Regions from separate parts of the Homo sapiens genome. Here regions 2, 3 and 4 are each linked to region 1. The links are chromatin loops, found by intact Hi-C in ENCODE. Cell type or tissue: PC-9. All regions are shown on one strand. Region 1 has its middle 64 kb from the start of LINC00494. Region 2 holds the start of LOC124904923 (a long non-coding RNA gene). Region 3 overlaps LOC105372639 (a long non-coding RNA gene). Region 4 has its middle 14 kb from the start of LINC00494.

What was found. A loop is a pair of places that touch in the nucleus more often than their neighbours do. Peaks named below come from ENCODE experiments on the same cell type or tissue, not always from the same donor. Only the 100,000 strongest peaks of a DNase experiment are listed, where the experiment ranks them.
Region 2: it touches region 1 in a loop (4-fold over the local background); 2 of 110 quality-filtered maps call a loop at or near these places.
Region 3: it touches region 1 in a loop (14-fold over the local background); 2 of 110 quality-filtered maps call a loop at or near these places.
Region 4: a loop joins it to region 1, with 7 times the contacts of the local background. A loop is called at or near these places in 4 of 110 quality-filtered maps.

Annotation. Positions count from the first base shown.
Region 1 is chr20:48,293,593-48,298,592 of GRCh38, reverse strand. No RefSeq gene overlaps it. Among named protein-coding and RNA genes, the nearest start is that of LINC00494, 64 kb to the left of the region's middle. RefSeq lists enhancers at 1,711-2,455, 2,456-3,199, 3,200-3,945. In PC-9, CTCF peaks have their summits at 2,563 and 2,763; DNase peaks (open chromatin) are centred at 2,502 and 2,942; H3K27ac peaks cover 2,754 bases.
Region 2 is chr20:48,062,293-48,067,292 of GRCh38, reverse strand. It overlaps LOC105372639 (a long non-coding RNA gene), which reads right to left. Exons shown (of 3, transcript XR_936800.3): 2 at 4,524-4,637; 3 at 1,002-3,687. It overlaps LOC124904923 (a long non-coding RNA gene), which reads left to right and starts at 1,406. Exons shown (of 3, transcript XR_007067632.1): 1 at 1,406-1,479. RefSeq lists an enhancer at 3,798-3,967. In PC-9, no CTCF peak of the experiment used is centred here; DNase peaks (open chromatin) are centred at 912, 1,222 and 2,122; H3K27ac peaks cover 3,302 bases.
Region 3 is chr20:48,049,294-48,054,293 of GRCh38, reverse strand. The region is part of intron 1 of LOC105372639 (a long non-coding RNA gene); the gene reads right to left. Among named protein-coding and RNA genes, the nearest start is that of LINC01522, 62 kb to the right of the region's middle. In PC-9, no CTCF peak of the experiment used is centred here; DNase peaks (open chromatin) are centred at 1,663 and 2,293; H3K27ac peaks cover 2,341 bases.
Region 4 is chr20:48,371,603-48,376,602 of GRCh38, reverse strand. No RefSeq gene overlaps it. Among named protein-coding and RNA genes, the nearest start is that of LINC00494, 14 kb to the right of the region's middle. In PC-9, CTCF peaks have their summits at 1,833 and 2,043; DNase peaks (open chromatin) are centred at 1,392, 2,242, 2,312, 3,342 and 1 weaker place; H3K4me3 peaks cover 2,821 bases; H3K27ac peaks cover 4,060 bases.

The DNA of each region.
Region 1 (5,000 bases):
GAGAGATACCTCTAAAATAGGGAAATAGAAGAAATTGCAGTCTGTCAATTATTCACAGTTTAGTCTAACAACTATCTAAAATGTAGCCAGAGACAGTGTGGGGAGCAGATTTTAAAAAGGGCTCCCAATGGTCCCCACTTCCTGGTATCTGTGCCCTTGTGTGATCCCTTCTCGTTGAATGTGGGCTAGACCTAGGGACTTGCTTCAAACAAATAGAATATGGGAAAAATGATGGGGTGCTACTTTCGAAATTAGGGTAGAAAAAAGACTGATGTAATGTCTTATTCTCCCCATCACCGGCTTGCTCTGGGGGAGCCAGATGCCAAGTGCTGAGCTCCCCATGGGGTGAGAATCAAGGGAGGCCTCCAGCCAACAGCCACAAAGAACCAAAGGCCTCAGGTCCGCTGTCTTGAGGAACTAAATCCTGCCAAAGACCACTTGAATAAGTTCAAAAGCAGGTCCTCCAGCCCCAGGTGAGTCTTAGGATGAAACCACAGCCCCAGCTGATACTGTTTGCAGCCTTGAGAGCTAGAGAACTCAGCCAAGCCACATCCAGTTTCCTGAACCACGAAACTGCTAGATGACAAATACATGTTTCTTTGAGCCACTAAAATGTGGGGTTGCTTGCTATCTAGCAATAGATAACTAATGCCCATGGCTAAAGTGGGTGGGCATACAAGCCTGCCCAGGGCAATACTATTTGACCAAATTTTCCTGCTGAAATTTCTTTGACGGTTTTGAAACCAGATGATCCCAGCTTAGACTGAAGCAGCCATTCTCAAATGTTTAGGTGTGAAGACTTCATTCAAATGGAACCTTATGGAAAAGTTCTATTTGTCAAACAGATCAAAAACAAGCTGCTCTGGCTGAACTGGCGGTGAGGGCTCCATTAGACACCCAGCTCTGACTAACGTCCCCAGAGGAACCTTCTGTCCACCTTAAAAATTCCGTAGGAACCATTGGTCTAGCTGGTTGGGGCAGGCCTGCCCCAAGAATACTCAGTGATAGGAGGTGTCATCAATGACTGACTTTAAGAAAAAGCAATTTTCCCCCTGCCCTCACCACGAGTATAGACTTGGGTGAGCCCCAGGTTAAGGCAAGGAGGATGGAAAGCTTCTGCAGCGTCTGCTGCAGGGCCTTTCTCCTTCCTCCCAGCTCTCCCTGTTCTGTCCCTACCCTGAGCTCTGCTGTTCCCCAGAGACATGCCTCCATCAGCCAGCCAGAAGCCCCTGCTGAAGGTGGACTGGTATGGCTCATTCAGCCATCCTGCCTAGAAGTTGCTCAGTTATAAAAGGGAAAGAAGGAAAACCAAAAAGGAAGGAATCTCCAATGCTGGAGTTTCATACTCAGGGCAGGCTGGTGGGGAGATGGGCAGCCTTGCTCCATGCTGGTCACTGTGAGAGAGGCCTGGAGTGTTCTGCTGCCCCGAGGTGCAGAGATGGAGATGGGGCAGAGGCACTGGGTCCCCAGCCATGCCTCTCTCTGTAGTCATGAGCTTCTCACCTCCTGCTGCACAGACCTGTGGTTCCACTCAGATCCCAGCACAGAATTGCACCTGACATTGGGTCTCCTGGTTCTCGGCAGCTGGATCTGGTTCTGTCCCTGTGGGGAGGTGGCTGCACCTGCAGGTCCTCCCGGGATCCTGACTGATGCACAATAGACAAATCACCATGTGAGGAAACGCTTCAGGGAGGAGGGCGTCTCCACTCCCCAACAACCCAGCAAGACAAATCCAAAGGGATCCAGGAGAACGGAGCTAGCAGGAGCCTGCTGCTAAGGAGAACGAGTCGAGTGTTCTCATGTTTCTGAGGTTATCTAACAAGATGCACAGACTCACGTGGGACAGACATCATTTCAGGGCAAAGATGATACGCTGAGTGTGGGTTGGGTATTTGTGGCTTGAATTTTCAAAAGCATTTTAGGTGCATAGAAAACTATTCTGCAACAAACCATTTCACAAAGGATATCAAACTTTACAAGCACAGTGGAAGCTTCTAGTGTAACTCTCCACCATCATGTTTGCCTCCCTCCCTCTGAGAATCACACCTGAACTTTAGGTTTACTATGCTCGTGTATTTCACTTTCACTGCATTTTCATGTATGACCACTTTTCCAGTTTATTTTAACCTCTGTAGAGTACTCCACGCCATGAGCTCCAGCTGGTGGACATCCGGGCTGGCTCTGTGTTTTTCATGATCACAGACAAACAAAGCTGCCATGAATGTTCCAGTGCCTGGGTGCATGTGACACACTTGGGGCCAATGAGATGCAACAGGCCTTTTATTGTGGCTTCTGAGAGCAGCAGAGGCTCTTTTCTGCCGGGCTGAATCTGTCCTCAGCCATGACAGGAGATACTCTCTAAGAATGGTCCTGAGAGGGAAAAAGAAGAGCCAAGAGGCCAGGAGACACTCGTCCGGACCTGATGACATCATTGCAGCCTCTAGATCCAGCTGTGCCTGCAACGAACAAGGCATTCCTGGCACATTTTAGTCACCTGATGTAATAAAATTCTTTCATTTAAAGCTATTTAACTCGTTTTCTGTTGCATGCAACCAAGAGTGCTGACTGATTAAATCTTCCAATTATATGATGTTTTTACTTTAAAAGGAGTATTCAGTGCCTTCACCTGAAAGGAGCAATAATGGTAGTATTGAAGGCACACAGCAGTCCAGTGGTACTTAGAGGGTCCCTAAAATTATACTGTGTGGCCGGTTACTACTCAGTCCTTAGATTCAGCTGGTTCAGCAAGAAGAGTCATCAAGCTATCAGCTCTCTTCCCTCCTTTCTCCTGAAGGTGTCCTTCTTTACCTTTAAGACAGAGCACCCAACTAGCTTTGGCTGTTTTCAATTAGGCCTTCAGCTAAGAAATGGAAGGAAAATTTAAGGCCAGAATCATCGGAATGCGATGACGTGTACTTTCAAAAATTTTCCAGGAGGAGCCGACCTCATTCAGGACTTTGATGCTGGATTGAGTGCTCTGGTTCCACTCAAAGCTTAAGAATGCTTGACCTCTGATCTGTTAAGGCCTCAGACAAAGGGCAGACAATTACATGCAGGGAGAGAAAAATAGTTTTCTGGTTACAAAGATAATTTTTAATTGTTCTGCAATTGATGATTATCTAAATTTGAGTTTTGGTGTTTTTTTGTTGTTGTTGTCAACGTAAAGGAGTGAAGGATCCCACCAGCCTTCAGGCCTTGCTATTTAAGCAGGATGAACTAACACCTGCAGAATAATATCTGCATCTGTCACTGCTTAGTTGGATTTCAGGCCATGTCCTTTCGTCTTGCTAATCAGTTTTCCTGATTTCCTGGACTAATAACTCTTTCTCTGGTCTCCATTAGCTGCACATGCCATTTCTCTTGTAAAGACCTTTAAGTTTATGTTCTTATTTAAAGCAACGTTTGATGGACACCAGGCTTGCTTATTGAGTGTGTCTCTGACCCTAGGTCAAAGCAGAAAATGGGATTTTTGAGAAATGTCACTGAGGTCATGGTCGCCAGGATCAGCATAGTGAGCACAGACCCAGGGCTCAGAGGGCTACAGCAGGCAGCAGGAAACATCGTGGTGGTAAACTCCCGGGTCCTGTCTGAAGTCAAGTACCAAGGAGAGAGAATGGAAGCTTGGCAGTTCACTGAATTTATTCCAGAAGGCGAAGCTTGCACCTTCTCCTTGGTATTTGACTTCAGATAGAACCCAGGAGTTTACCACCACAATTCAGAGCTGACGAAGGACTGAGTTTTTCTAGATGAAAAAAAAAAAAGTTACCAAAGTGATTTGCACATTGTAGAACATTTCAATTCACAGATTTAACATCAGAGGCTTTAATGATTTGTAAATGACTCTGTGTGTTAATTGGGATGGCTTATGGGCAGTTAAAAGATCCCCAAATCTCAGCAGCTTAAAATAAGAAACAGCTAATTCTCTCAAATGCTATGTTTCCCTTCTGTGAATACAGTGGTGTCTGCACATTGTATTTGCTCAGGGCCCCAGCCTTCATCTTGACACATTTCTAGAAAATCACCATGACAGGTGGAAGCTAAAGTGGTTTAATGAACATTGGCTCAAAAATGATACACGCTGCTTCCACTCACATGTCTTAGACAACACCAGTCACATGACTGCACCAAACGGCAAGGTGGCAGGGAAGTGCAATTCTACCAAAAGGCAGGAAGGAAGCCCTTACATATTTAGCAAATAGCACTGATGGCCACCATACCCCATCACATGCAGCCATGCCAAGCTTGGCTGAGTCATGAATTTGATTCCCATGCGGTCAAGCTCGGGGGTGGAACAAGACCTCTCGCCTGGTGATGAAGGCTGGCCTCCCACTCAGTATTTGCAACCCAGAAAGGTTTGGACATGTCTCTCATCCATGTTGTGTTCAAATAGATAAGAAATTGATTAAAAATTCAGATTCTTGGTGAACGATGATCTCTGAGCAGAAATCCAAATTTCCGTATTAGAAATGGAGAAATCTAAAAAAAAAAAAAAAAAAAAAAAAAAAAAAAAAAAAAAAAAATTCAATGGTCTTAGCCAGAAAAACAAAACTGTAAAATGTGAATGTAACCAAGATTAATGAAATGGATGAGACCGCATTATATGCTGAATGGAAGCTTAAAAAACCATTTATGAGACTGTTTTGGTGGGGCTGCAGCCTGTGAAATCGCTGCATTTTATGTGAGATGTAATGTAGACCACAGAACTGTTCACAGAGAGTTCCCAGTGGTCCCTGGAGCTGGAGTCCAACCGCACATGGAAAGAGTGTCTGCACGGTTGGAAGGCCTGGATGCTAAAGTCAAACATAGCTGGTGAATGCTCTTCTGCTCCTGTGGTCTCTGAATATATATGAGACAGGGAGAGAGAGACAGAGAGAGAGAGAGAGAGAGAGAGTGTGTGTGTGTGTGTGTGTGTGTGTGTGTATATGCAGTTGTCCCTCAGTATCCATGGGGGATTGGTTCCAGGACCTCGCTTGGATACCAAAATCCATGAGTGCTCAAAT
Region 2 (5,000 bases), 230 kb after region 1:
ATGTATTGCCTCATGCCAAGAAAAGGCCAATGACAAGCTGGCTTTGAGCATATCCAAATCCAGGGACTATGACTCTTTTTCTCTCCATCTCAGCACAACCTTCTTGACATCACCCTGAGGCACATGTGACCCCCACCCAGGGGGCTCTGAAGGTGGAGTCTTACACCTTCCATCCTTCCTCCCCTAGCAAGGCCCAGGGTGAGCTTTGATTGGGTCTGACTGGGTCACATGCCATTCCTGAGCCAATCATTGTGGCCAGAGGGATGTGGCGCCTCATTGGTCAAACCGGAGCCACATGATCATTTCTGGAGCTGTGCTGAGACCAGCAAAGCCATGGTTCCCTGAGCAAGCTCAGAGCATGGCCCCAGAAGTGTGGGGTGAAGGCTGGGCAGGCACAAGACATCTGCCAACCACACGTCCATCCAGACAAACAACTCATCAGCCTCCAGAGTCAACCTGAAGTCATTGCACACCTTAGCCCTGTTGGCCTTTGGGTGCTGGGCCTCATTGCCCCATCTCTGTCCCCAACCACAAACACAGGGTACCCCCTGAGCCTCTGCTTCCAGAGCTTGACTTTGCCCACATCCCTCCCTTTCACCCCTCTTCAGTTCCAACTCCTGGGAATGTCCCACGTGCCCCCTTCTGACCCCACCTCACTCTGCTTTCTTCTCCGATGTCCTGATTGGGTTTCCAGCTGCGTCACAGTTCAAGCATCTGAGCTCCCTAAACCATGTGTCTGTCGTCTTGGACATCAGCTTGCGGAGGGCCAGTGAGCACGTGGGTAAGAACCGCCTGCTGAGAGCAGCCCTGCTCCCTTGCCCGCATCAGGAAATACCAAACATGAACCCACCATTTTTTTTCAATCATTAAGTGGCATTGGGTCAAAAGCAATAAAACTCTGACGCAATCCAAGTTTTCATGGGAACGAAACGCAATGGTGACTCGCATGTATGGATGTATTGTGTAAGTGTGTAAGTTTGAAATAAAATGCGAGGTTATTGTTTCAGTCAGATCACACATTTTTATCGGCATTGGAAATGTAGTCTGATACTACTCACATTAAACAGACATGCACACACAAATAATACTTTATATTTTCTGTGGGTAGATCACATTGTCATTATAGCTAACATTTTTGTGTATGATTTAAGTCTCATGACAATGCCATGAGCAAAGCACTGTTTCTGTTTTCATTTAACAAACAAGGAAACTGAAATACAGTCAAATTAAGTGACTTGTCCACAATCAGATGATCAAACAGTGAAGTCAGGTGTGTAGTCGAATTAACCTTTTTCTTCTCAGTGAAGGTGGGGGTGGCCAGTGACATGAAAGAGGAAGTGATAGGTGTCACTTTGGGGTTGATATCTTTAAGAAGCAGTGTTTTGTTGTTGTTGTTGTTTTCTAGGCTTTCCTCCTTTTTCCAGATTCTTGATGGTGGAGGAACTGCTATCACAGGTATATGAGGGTTTACTTCAGCAGGTAATACATTTTATTGCTTTAAGCTTTTGAGACTTGAACTAATACATTAAGACATTAATAAGTTAGGGCATTCTAGATATCTGTGTGTTCTTGATGGCTAATGATTAAGAATTAAAATTTTATTTCACATTTAGAAAATGTGGGCTTTACTGGGCTTGGTGGCGTGCACCTGTAGTCCCAGCTACTCTGGAGGCTGAGGCAGGAGAATGGCATGAACCTGGGAGGTGGAGCGAGATGGCGCCACTGCACTCCAGCCTGGGTGACAGAGCAAGACTCTGTTTCCATAAAAAAAAAAAAAAAAAAAAAAAAAAACACAAAATGTGGGCTTTAAATCTTTTTAAAAAGTTATACAGATGTTTATTATTCTATTTATTGTTCTATTATTTTAACATCTCTGATATTTTTAAGGTAAAATATACAGCCATATCTCCTTAGGTAGAAATACTGAATGTAATTTTTCTTAGTTGTTCTTTTCAAAAATATTTTTTTATTATCAAAGGATTTCTGGAACTTACTCTATGCCAGGAACTATTTTAAATGTTTTACAGATATTAACTTCTTTAAACTTGACACTAACCCTTTGAGTCAGGTTTTATACTTAACTTTCCCATAGTTAGTGAGTAATGAGGCTAGTATTTGACCCCAGGCAGTTTGTTCCAGAAATCTGCCTTTAGCATCTATTCTGTCTTCACTCTTCAGGCCTCAGAGACTTCAAGAGGAGCTTGGCACATAATAGGCCCTCAGTAAATGTGTTGAATGCATGAGTGAATGAATGTATGAATTCCACTTCACAAAGGGCCATCGTTACATTATTTCGTTGGAATACCACCCCAATCCATTGCCATGCGTGTTATTTCTATCCTCGTGTCACAGAAAGGAAACAGAATCTGGCAGAGTGAAAGGCAATGTGACCCAAGAAGGTGGAGAACTACTGTCCCAGGCCTTAAAACCAATAAAAGCAAAGAAAAGGGTATATTTTCCCTTGGAGGGAACGGGTGATCCTGTTCCTTCCTCTGAGATGACACAAACGTGGATGTCTGCATTGAACATGTATTTCCTTGCTCTTTCTTGTTGCTTGAGGAATATTCTATGCTCTCTCTGTGATAATAAGGCATAGAGGAGGCCTGGAACAGCCTGTTCTGGGCCCCTGCCTGCTTTAGGAAAGAGTGGCCCCCTAGCAGGGAGAGTTGTTGCAAAGGTTGCATGAGGTAGCATGCACTGCACAAGCTTAGAACAGAACCTGGAACACAGTAAGTGTGCAAAAAGTTTTTGCTCATGAAAGAATAAATAAAAGAATTCAAATGCAATACAAAAGTTCTTTATACTGTAGGATTAGACTACACCAAAACAAAATTTAGGTATATTTTTCCTCAACTTCCTCGAAATAGACATGATTCTCTCAGAGCAACTCCAGCCCTATTGTTCTGTATAAGTGGTGGAATTCCAGCCACTGGCATCATCAGAAGAGTTTTATTGTGTTTTCTGCAGAGGCTGCTGGATGCAGAGTTCAGTGTGTGGCTTCTAGAGCCAGATACCTGGGTTCGAATCCTGTCTTGGCTACTAACTGTAAAACCTCGGGTAAAATACTTAGCTCAGTTTCCTCATTGTGAAATAAAGATAGTCATGCTATGAGGACTAAAGTAAATATCTGTAAGATATTTGGACTGAAGCTGGAACATCTATCCAAGTTACCATTAACAGAGTTGGCTTTGTATTTTAAAATGCTTTGCAAACTGTCAAGTCTTGGCGGAAGTGTGTTGTTGGTTTTATTCTTATTCCATCCTTGTGAGTTTATGCAGATAGGACAATCATTATCAGCAAAGACAGGTCATGTTTTCCTTGTTGGTTTCCTGGCCTCACATATTTGTGTAATCCAGATTTCTCCAAGAGACATCAAGCCAGACCCTCCCCATTTTCTCCCTGCCTAATAGGAAGTTCAGTCTTTTCATGGGTTCCTAACCCCAGACGACGTCACAGAGCTTCTCTGTGATCCGCCCTCCCCAGGCTCCAGCCTGCCATCCCTGGTGCTATCCCTATCTAGTTTCCCTCATGAAGCAATGACCACAACAGTTCCAACCCCGTTACCTACACAACATGCATGCTTCTTTATGCAGAGTGTCCGTGGGGCTTAGACCTCATTCAAGCTGACGGAGCTATCAGCAGAGACAGGGCCAGTTCCTGGGTCTCCCATCTTCCTAGGGCTGCACTCTACAAAACACAGTCAGCATTCCAAGAAGAGTCCTGACATAATGGGAGAGGCACTGCATGGCCCTCACTCATTCGGCCAGTCATGTATTCACTAATTATTCAACAAATAGTTACGATGCTTGCTGTGTGCCAGGCACTGTTCCAGGTAAGAGGACATTGGCACTGCATTATGTAAAAGGAAAGGAAAAAAAACTGGCTGATTTCTTCTGGAAAATATGTTTGTTCCATACTGCGAAAGCATTAGTGGCTCCAGAATTTTTTACAGGAGGGTCTCAGATGTGGCAATGTTCTGGAAGGAGGAATGATGGGAACATAGAGTACTCATGCATATCTGCTCCTCCCCTCCTTCTGGGAACAGAACACCTCCTGTATTAGTCTGTTCTCACGCTGCTAATAAAGACATACCTGAGACTGGGTAATTTATAAAGGAAAGAGGTTTAATGGACTCACAGTTCCACATGACTGGGGAGGCCTCACAATTGTGGCGGAAGGTGAATGAGGGGCAAAGTCACATCTTACATGGCGGCAGGCAAGAAAGCTTGTGCAGGGGAACTCCCCTTTATAAAACCATCAGATCTCATGAGACATATTCACTACCATGAGAACAGTGTGAGGGAAACTGCCCCGATGACTTAATTCTCTCCACCTGGCCCGCCCTTGACACTTGGGGATTATTACAATTCAAGGTGAGATTTGGGTGGGGACACATCCAAACCATATCACCTCCCCTCCCCTTGAAGTTAGGTGGGGTCATGGGGCATGTTCTAGGCAACTGTTGTGGATGGAAGAAGATGAAGGTTTCACTTCAGAGTGAAGCGTTTCTGGGGCTCCCTTACCTGCACCATGATGGTGCCAGAGCTGTGAGGTGGACACTGCAGGATAGAGGCCACCTGGATGGCTGAGTCCACATGGAGGATGCTGCCCACGAGAGTCATCTGGACCCGCAATTGCTTTTTTGTGAAAAAGAGAAAGAAATGTTGCCGTGATTTCTGCAATTTGGCTGCAATTTGGGGGTTATTTGTTATTAGAGCATTGCCCAGTCTTTCCTGACTGATATGGGATCGGGAGAAAGGTTAGGATACTGGTCTTGAAGCTGAATTTGCAGAGTGTCACACTTTCTAATTGGAATGTAGGTCCCCTATAAGCAGCAGCAAAACAGTTTCCTAGAGATTTTATTACATAACTTTGCTTGTATATTTTTCTTAGTACCCTGCATGGCAGCATATAGAGAGAGCACTGCCTGGGGTTATGAGTGGACTAAAGCTTCTCTTTCCAAGTCATGCCTTGGAAACACTATTAATTAAAATATAATA
Region 3 (5,000 bases), 240 kb after region 1:
AGATAACAAGCCTGCGGCAGAGGCAGAAGATCAAGTACCAAGAAGGAGGGAAAGATTTATGTGGCCCTAAGTCAACAAGAAAAACCACAGTGAGAATCGAAGTGTCAGCGTCTGCAAAGAAGATTCCCTCAGAGCTGTTCTTTCTGCTTCCAGATGAATGGAAGTGAGAAAAGTATATCTATTAAAATGCGTGTGGCTGTCAGCAACCAAAGACTTGATTAACAGACTTGAAGAATCATATAGATTGTCCCCTATAACAGAGGGGATGAAGAATGCAGCTCAACCATATCTGTCTCTCTGCTCTGCCTTCCTTAGCAGATTGACTTGTTCTTAAGCATGGCTCCTCATGCTCACAGAAAGGCTGCTTCGGTTCCAGCATGTTGTTCTCAACCAATTATTTTCAAAGGCAGGAAGGAGAGTTTCTTCTTGTGCCTCCGTTGCATTACGAAACAAAATTTTTCCTTGAACTCTTCCCACCTCAGAATATTGACTCTCTCGTTGCATTGGTCAGGTTTGGGTCCCATGGCTGCTTCTGGATGCAAAGGAGGCTGAGCAAGAAGCATTTGGTATATTTGGGCTCTAGAGGAAGAGAAGCAAGCACCATGCAAGACAGAGATAGGGGGCTGGGGCTGTAGCGGGCCACATTGGGGGTGACCCTTAGCTCCCGCCTCGTAAAGACAGCTAAAGCCTTCTGTCCAGTTTTATTTTGTTTTTTTCTCCTGGGGGCTACTTGGCCATTTGGACAGGATTGTGTGTCATACATTACCATCCCTGAACCCTTACACTAAATTCTAGAAATGACACCCACCATGAGTTATTGTGACAATGCAAAACTCTAGATGTTTTTAAATTAGCAGAACTGTCCCCCGTCTACATCAAAGATTCTTAAAATATGTGAATTTTGTTCAGGCCGGTGTGGTGGCTCACACCTGCAATCTTAGCACTTTGGGAAGCTGAGGTGGGAGGATTGCTTAACTCCAGGAGTTGGAGACCAGCCTGGGCAACATAGTGAGACTGTCTTTACAAGAAATCAAAAAATTAGCCAGACATGGTGGCGTGTACCTGTGGTCCCAGCTACTCAGGAGACTGAGGTGGGAGGATCACCTGAGCCCTGGAGGTTGAGGGTGCAGTGAGCTGTGATCGCTCCACTGCACTCCGGCCTGAGTGACAGAGAGAGAGCAGGAGAGAGAGAGAGAGAGAGGCTCCTGGATTGAGGGGAGGGTTTCAGGGGGTGTAATATATTTAATGTATCACATGGAGCACCCACCCCCAGTTTCAACCAGAGCAACTGGGTTTCTAGCCAGTTTTACAAATTGAGATTTTATAAAAGGTTCTCTTTGCAGAAAATATTAATATTTGGAAATAGTTGAAAATGACTATTTGAGTCTCAGCTGGAGTTGGGTGAATTCAAACTGTCTTTTTCAGGAGAACAATCAGTCAACATGGTTATTTTACCCAGCAAATATGTCAGACTAAATTTTTGATAGTTGATAGAATAAATTGTGGCTAGTTGACAGATTGCATTTTCTTCTGTTTCTTACTTTCAGGGGGCATCTGTTTTTCAGATTCAGCTTTTATTCTCACCAGAAATGGATCTTAGAAACCCTTTTGTGTGCTGGCCTTAGAGTCATGGAAAACGCTCCAGGCAAAGTAATCCTGGCTGGTGGCCAGATTGTTTCTTTTTGTTTGGGTGTTTAACAAATTTTTTCTTCTAATTCACGCATCTATGGTGTGTTAAGGAAAATGGGATAATTTAGGTTGTGTTTTTTTCTTCTTCTTCCTTTAGAATGGAAAAATAAAACTTGGCTAGAGTTGACTGTCTCCTAATCCCCAATAGGAACCTGACATTTTTATGTTGCTTTTTCACCCTCTCCAACCTGGCCTGAGGTGCAGGTGGGGAGCTGCTGGTAGAGTGTTACCATAATCCCACCCAGCATGACAGAGACCTGCCTGAGGGCTTCAGGGGAGACTGAAGAGTCCCAAACACATCTCTTGTCTAGGGTGATGAAAAGCTGATCTGGGCTTGGTACCAAATATTACTTATCAGATTCCAAGTGGCATTGTCTTCATGGAACCTGGTCCTGCCGGAGTGCTTGTTGAGGGTGGGCTCCATCCAGAGAGCAGGAGGGGCATCTGGGCACCGGGCAAGGTGGATTCAGGACCCCCGGTGCAGGTCCTAGCTGTGACCACTGTTTGGTTCTGGCAAAGACCAGGGCACTATGGAGATGGGGAAACAGAAAAGAAAATGATTCATCTGGCTGGGAGCCCAGAAAATGTATGCTAATGCCTTTGTAAGGCAAAAATAAGATTATAAAGAGACATTGCAGAAAACAAAAAAAGCCCAACCTCAATCCATTAACATGGAAACTAATAATGTGCTGAGATTCAAAGAGTCAGAGAGAGAACCATGACATGAGTCAAGTTGTTTTTGAAGTCAATTCTTGCCTGTCCACATCCCATTCTCCTTCTTGGTAGACATTGCTAGAACTCACAAATAACCCTAGCCTCCTACTTCTTCCAGGCCCACAGGACACATACCCTCCTCTAACCCCTTAAAGTCATGAATAGGCATGTGACCTCTCTCAGCCATTGAAATCTGAGAGAAAGCAACAGGTGCTATTTCCTTATGATTACAATTTTATCATTCAGGATACAGATCAGGACCAGCCAAATGAAGAGACTTACAGCACAAGGTCTCAGAGGGTCTACAACATGAAGCTTCTGTGCCCTCTCCATGGAACCAGGGCACTCACCTGCCTGGCACATCCAACCAGGAAGTTCCACTGAGCTGCTAACAGGTGCTAGTTCTAAGGAGAAGCATTTAAGAACTGCAGTGTGATTGGCTATGCTGTTTTTATGCTGTGGTAGTCTTGGGAGCATGCATTGAGACGGTACAGCCTCCAGCAGACTGGATCACGGAATGACTATGATGAAGGGAGCCCTCCACAAAGAACCCACATTGGATATAAAGTGTAAGTGGGTTTTAAAACATTTGTTGTGTTTGGCCCTAGAGATTTGGGTCTTATTTGTTACTGCAACCTAACCTTGTCCATCCTGATTGATATGCTCAACATCTTCCACCACAATATCCCATATCTGGACACATTAGAGGCTCATGACTTCTTCTAAACCTACATCCCAAAGATTATCAGTTCTCAACTTCCTCCAGGCAAAAGAAACAGAATTGTTAGATGAGATAGCTGTTGACTTCAGCACATCAGGAATTGCTGCTCCAATACTGAATCTGATGAAAAAGAAAGGAGAATTTAAAAGTGCAGACATTGGAGAAAAACGCTTTAATGGTTATGTCAAAGGAGATTCAACTCAGAAACAGAAATAAAGTTGATCCTTAAACAACACAGATTTTAACTGCATGGCTCCAATTATACACAGTTCTTCCACTTCTGCCACCCCTGAAACAGCTCCACCTCTTCCTCCTGTTCCTCAGCCTACTCAACATGAAGATGACAAGGATGGAGACCTTCATAATGATCCACCTCCACTTAATGAATAGTAAATATATTTTCTCTTTCTTATGATTTTCTTCATAACATTTTTTCTCCAGCTTACTTTATTGTAAGAATATAGTATATAATACATATAACATACAAAATATGTGTTAATCAATTGTACATGTCATCAGTCAAGCTTCTGGTCAGCAGGAGGCTATTAATAGTTTAGTCTGGGGGAAGTCAGAGTTCTACACAGATTGACTGTGTGGGGGTCATCCATGCCCCTAATGCCCACATTGTTCAAGGGTCAACTGTAGTCTGGTGACAGGTGGGAGTGAACCTGTGGGACTTGGGTGGTGATGCTATTTGGGATTACCTGAGCTCAATAATTATTGTCACCTCCATTGTGAGTATCTTAAATCTATTAAGAAGTGAGAGGAGAAAAGTATGTTGTAACAAGAGGCTGGACAACATGTTGCACCCACAGCTACCGAAATCAAAAGGCTCCAGCTGCTTTTATTCCTATAAAGGATGAGATGTGGGCTGGGTGTGGTGGCTCACACCTGTAATCCCAGCATTTTGGAGAGGTCAAGGTGGATTGACCACTTGAGCCCAGGAGTTCAAGTCCAGCCTGGATAACATGGCAAAACCTCATCTCTACAAAATAATACAAAAATTAGCTGGGCGTGGTAGTGCCTGCCTGTAGTTCCAACTACTCAGGAGGCTGAGGCAGGAGAATTACCTGAGCCCAAGAGGTTGAATCTGCAGTGAGCCCTGATTGCACCACTGCACTACAGCCTGGGCGACAGAGCAAGACCCTGTCTCAAAAAAAGTAATGAGCTGTGAAGATATGTAAAAAGGTTGGCAAACTGCAAGTATAAAACACCAAAATCAATTTCATTTTATTTAAAAAAAAAACTTGGCTCAGTGTAGTAGACAAGTGTTGATTTTGGCCCACATACACACACACACACACACAAACATTATTTTTAGTAACAAAATATTCCCCATATATTTTCCAGGAGACCACCCCCTATCCTGCCATTTCAAGCCAAGAGAAATAAAAACATATGTCCAAATAAATATGTGTCTATGAATGTTACAGCAGCATTATTCATAATAGCCAAGAAGTGGAAACAGCCCAAACCTCCATCAATTAGTGAATGAATAAAAAAACAAACAGAACTGTGGTGTATCTATATTATGAGCTATTATTCAACAACAAAAATAAACACACTAAGATACACACCATGACCTGAATGAATCTCACAGACATTATGCTAAGCAAGAAAAGCTAGAAAATAAAACTAATAAATAATAAATAATGTTTGTAAAAAAGAAAGAAAATCAAGTTTAACAAGTCACAGACTTATGACTCCATTTATAATGACATTTTCGAAATGAAAACTATAGGGATTAGGGATCAGATTAGTGGTTGCCAACAGCTGGGGAGAGAAGATTGCCTACCAAGGGGCCACATGAAGAAATTGTGAGGGTAATGCAGCTGTTTTGCATCGTGATTTTGGTGGCGGAGAGGCCAATCAACAC
Region 4 (5,000 bases), 78 kb before region 1:
GCCTCATAGCCTCATTGGGAGGATAAGAAGTTAATACCAGTAAAAGAGGGGGTACCTGATGAGCCTTTGACAGCTCTGGGGTGATACCCTTCTTAGCAAACCGTGCCAGTGCTCTACCTCCAAAACAGATCAAGGATACGGCCACTTCCCACCTCCCTCACAGCTACCCTCTGGTCCAAGCCACCATCATCTCCTGCTTGGACCATTGCAGTAGACCCCGCTGGCCTCCTTCTCCAGCTCTGACCCCACAACCCCAACCTGTCCTCACACAGATCATCCATTAAAAAATAAACCAGACCATGTCCTGTCTCTGCTGAAACCCTCTAATGGCTCCCACTTCCCTCAGAGTAAAAGCTGAAGTCCTCACAGGGTCCCCTAAGGCCTGAGATGATCCATCTCCGCCCCCCACCCCCGGCCCCTGCCCTGTAGTCACCCATCACTCCTCTACCCTCAACTCCCCCTGGCCCCAGCCACACGGGGCTCCTGGCTGCTCCTCGGCCTCATCCCTCCCCTCCCCTCTCCGGACTCTGTCCTCTCTGTCCCCTCTCCCGAATCGCTCTGCCCCAAGGCCCCAGGCAGCTCCTGCACCTCCTCCCAAAATCAACAAAAGAAGGAATGGGAGCAGGCCTTCTTAGCGGAGAATACTGCTCCCATGGGGGCCAGAGCTGGCTCCCAGAGGTGAAAAGATTTTTGTCTTTATGTAAAAATGTAGATGTCCACACAGTGCATAAACCATTCTGCAGTAATTATGTAGTATTAAAATTCATAGGGGGGCAAGTAAGAAAAAATTGCCTATAAAGATTCCTTAGGGGGTGATTATGAAATAAAGCTTGAGAAACGCTGAATTAGAGGACAGTCTGCTGAAATCACAGGCTTCTCCCCTACACATTGCCAGGGCGTTGGGGAGACTGTGGAAGAGAAATCAAGATCCATGCAAGTGCCTAAAAGAATCACAGCCCTTCTTCCTGGCATTTAAAAGAGGAGAAGTAATGCCTCACTGCTTTGGGGAAACCTTTTTTTTTTTTTAAATTTCCTGCCAACGGACAGACTTACGAAGGATGATATTTGCATTTTCCTGAAGCGTCTAATTTTCCCATTTATCATTTGTCAGAGCCCGAGGCCCTTCCTCAGCGAGTGTAATGTTTGCAAACATGTAAGGATTCCTTTTACCAAAGAACGTCACAGGCTCCACATGCAAATGTGTTTGTGTTGCAGAGGCTGCTAATTTAATGCATTAATGTCACTCTGCACCATGGTGGGGTCTCAGCGTGTCCCATGTCACCATGAGCGAGCTGGTCTAAGACACAGGAACCATGGAAACCATCCCGTGCCTGGTTAGTGAGTAGATGCGCAGTGGGGTGCCGTTCACTGCCTTGAGGGTGAACGTGGACTCCAGGAGCGAGGGCCAGGCCTTCTAGAGCTCCACCCACCCTGAGATCACAGGCCTGGCTCAGGCTTGCTGGACTTGCCCAATGGGGAACTTTCAGGGGGGAATTTAACCAGCCTGAGGGGCAGGCAGAGGAGCCAGAGGCCAAAGGCACCCGTGGGGCTCCCAGGACGGCTGTGAATCCCCTTCCCCTCCCTCTCTCCATCAGCGCCTCTGTCCTTCCCACCTGCCCAGCCCAGGTGCTGGCCAAACACCGGCCTCATCCGAAAAGTCCAAATGGGCCCAGGACAGTGATTCCCAGACCCAGCTGATCCCGCAGGGAGCTTTGGGTCCTGCTGGTCCCCGGGTTCTGGTGACAAAAGGACATGCAGGAAGGCAAAGTCCCCTCTGGATTTTTCATCATGAGCCACCCTAGGTGCTGCGCACTGCCAGGCTGCCTGATTCCACCAAGAGAATCTCAGGAAATGAAAAATAAGGTTTTAGTTGTTAAATTTCAGGCGTCGGGGCTCTTTGAGAGACTGAAAACACCTGGAGGTTGGGTGCACAATGGAGAAGGGGCTGTGGGGATGTTTTCTCTTCCCAGTGGAATCCGTGATTATTTACCGAGCAGCCTGGAGAAGCCCAGTCTTCATGGAACGGAAAAGCTGAGCCGGGTTTTCATGCACAAACCGGAAGCCGGGTGGCGCCCTCACAGCAGAGCTCCTGACCTCCCTGCCTCGCACGTCCTGGCAACGGGAGGGCGGCTGCCTTGGAGACAGTTTATTGTGTGGCGAGGAGGGAGACAGGAGAGTACAAGGCAAAAAAACCCCCAACAAATGGCTACGCCTTAAAAACTAACTTTAAAATGCCCAGTTCTGGCATTTTACCAAATCAGGCAGGTTTTTTTTGGCTTTTCCCACCATGTGACTGGGTCTGCCTTGCCCTGCCCCACCCCTGCTTGGGCAATCGTGCCCCCCGCTGAGCTCAGCAGCCTGGCGTGAGGTGAGGTGTCTGTGTGGCTGCTGTTAGCAAATCCACCATTCCGGGGATCAGCGCCTGGGAGCGGCTTCCCTGAATGGTGATGTGGCTGTTCCCTAACTTGCTTCTGGCCCAGTGACCTGTGGTGGCTGTAGGAGCCGCTGCAGGGTTCGGGCAGCAGTAGTGAAGGGCTTTGCTGCTCTCTGCAGTTTCCATGTTGCCCTCCTTGTCCATTTCCTCAGCCTAAGGAGACCCGGTGGCCTGGTGGACTTGGCTTCGTTCCTTCTTTCAGCTCAGGGGGACATGCATTTTTCTCCTTTGAGTCGAATTAGCAATGAACTTCCCCTCCCCAGATGGACAGCGTGGCATCGTCAGGGCCCAGCTGCAGCTTTCCGGGCCAACGGGTCTTCGTGCATTGTCTGATTTTGTTCTGACAAGCACACGAGGCCGTGCGGTCATTATTCCCACTTTACAGATGAGGAAACACAAGGTAAGGAACTCGCCCGAGGTCACAGGGACGGCTGGATATAAAACAGACTCCTGCGTGTACAGATTTAAAGATCGGTAAGAAGAGAATTTCAAATCTCAGCCAAAGCGAAGGTCAAGTCACTGCTCTTGGGGACGTTCCCTTCACACCCCAGAACGTTCCAACATGGCCAGTGAAGACATTGTGTCCCCGTAACCCTGGGGGAGAAGAGGACGGGGCTTAATGAAAAGTAGAAAGTTTCCTCTTTCCCACTGTTGGAGATGCCGGCGTCCCCACATCACCGTCGGCGCTGCATCTGGTCCACTTCTGGGACCCATTTGGGTCCCTGGGCCGGGGCTTCCTGTGGATGAGCCGGGATCACACAGCGATGTGGGGTTGCTCAGGGCGCCCCGTTCACTCCAGAGTGACCCCTGACCCAAAGCCAGTGCTGGGTGTTTGCCGAAACTGAAACCAGGGCAGGTCTGAATCAGACCCTGCAGAACAATGAGGCCTTTTGTGCGAATGAGGCGGGGGAGGGACTGGAGGAGACCAGGAGCTTCCTGACGGGGTCCGCAGCACAGGTCACAGCGATTGAATTCAGGAGGTGACCCTCGAAGGTCAGGTCACAGCCGAGCAGCACAGGCGCTGAGCTAAGTGTCCACAAAGGAGACGAACAAAGCGGCCGCTGTGGGAACAGAGTCAGTGTCGGTCAAGGCTGAGTCCAGGAGCTCGGGTCCGCCGGGCGGCGACGGGGGCTTTGTGCTCGGTCCCCCTACAGTCAAGAGCGTCCTCAGCATTCCCTGGACATGGGTTCGTCGGTTCCCTCGTGTTTTTCTAAGAGGAAGTTTGGTGCCTCTGACCCCTCACCCTGACTGCTTTGCTGCTCCAGAGTCCCCCACATGGTCACCTGTCCCAAGTGGACGAGCTTCAGTCACTCCAGGATGATCGTGATTGTTGCCAAACCCTTGTCATGCCCATGCTGTTTTCTGGCGTTTTCTTTTAAACTAAACCGGCTCACATTTTTACTCATGGTAAAAGTAAAAAATGTGTTACCTACTTTAACGTCCTCTGTCGCCATAATGAAATCACAGGTTTGATTAATAAGTTGGAATTTTTTTTCTAATACACATTAAAGTGAATAACTATTGAAATAAAAAATGTACTCCCCCTACTTATTGATATACAAGTTCACTAGCTTGTGCAGAGGCTCCAAATACCTGCAATTTCATGAACCAGAGGTTTGCTTTTCTCCCACATGACAGCCTCGCCATCGGGGGATTGTGGGGGCTGGGGGGCGGGGGCGAGGGGCGAGCTAGTTGGGCGGCTCCCGGGGCTGATCCTCGACCTGCCCATCTTGGGCTCTGTCATTGACGGAGGCTTTTCTTGTCCACCTGGTCCAAGGAGGTGCAAGTCACATCAGGCAGGAGGGAAGAGGAAAAGGGTAAGTGGGGCGTACTCATGCATTTAAGGGTACACTGGGAAGGTACACACCAGCTGCAAGGCAGGATGGGAAATTCAGTTCCGGTCCAGGCAACTAAACTTTGGGATTTCTAATGTTAAATGAAGGGGATGAGGGGTATCAAGGGTCAGCCCGCAGCCTCTGCCCCCTCTATGTGCTCCTGGAAGTCATCTACTCTCCTACCACGGGATCCCACCAGGGCATCCCACATTTTGTGAAAATTAGCTGATTAGGAAAGCATCCTTTCTGCACTACTGTCCGGGGTGGGTGGGGGGGTTGGTTAGGAACCAGCAGTTCCCTAAGTCATGGTACCGGACCTCCCCCATCTTGGGAGAGCAAAGGCTGTCTACTGTGTCCACCAACCCTGATGCACACCCACACAGCTTTCCTGCTGCCTGTGCTGAGCCAGGCACTGTGCTTGAGATGTGCACGGTATTTGACATGGAGTCAGGGTGGGTGGTACCCAGACTCCCAAGTCACTCCGTGGTGAGACAGACTCACAGGGCTCCAAGGACAAGTCAAAATAATTTGGCCTGGCCTCTTTGTTTTAGAGGTTGGCCAACTGGTGTCAAAAGCTGGAGAGGGACTCGTTCAAGGGCATGGGGTTCTAGGTGATGGAGCCAAGAGCCACCTGGGTCCCTGGGCTCTTTCCAATGAACACCACCATGGCCTCACTGGTCCTGAATGATCCCTTTTTAAATTAAAGAGATATATGGTCACCAAATCAAACA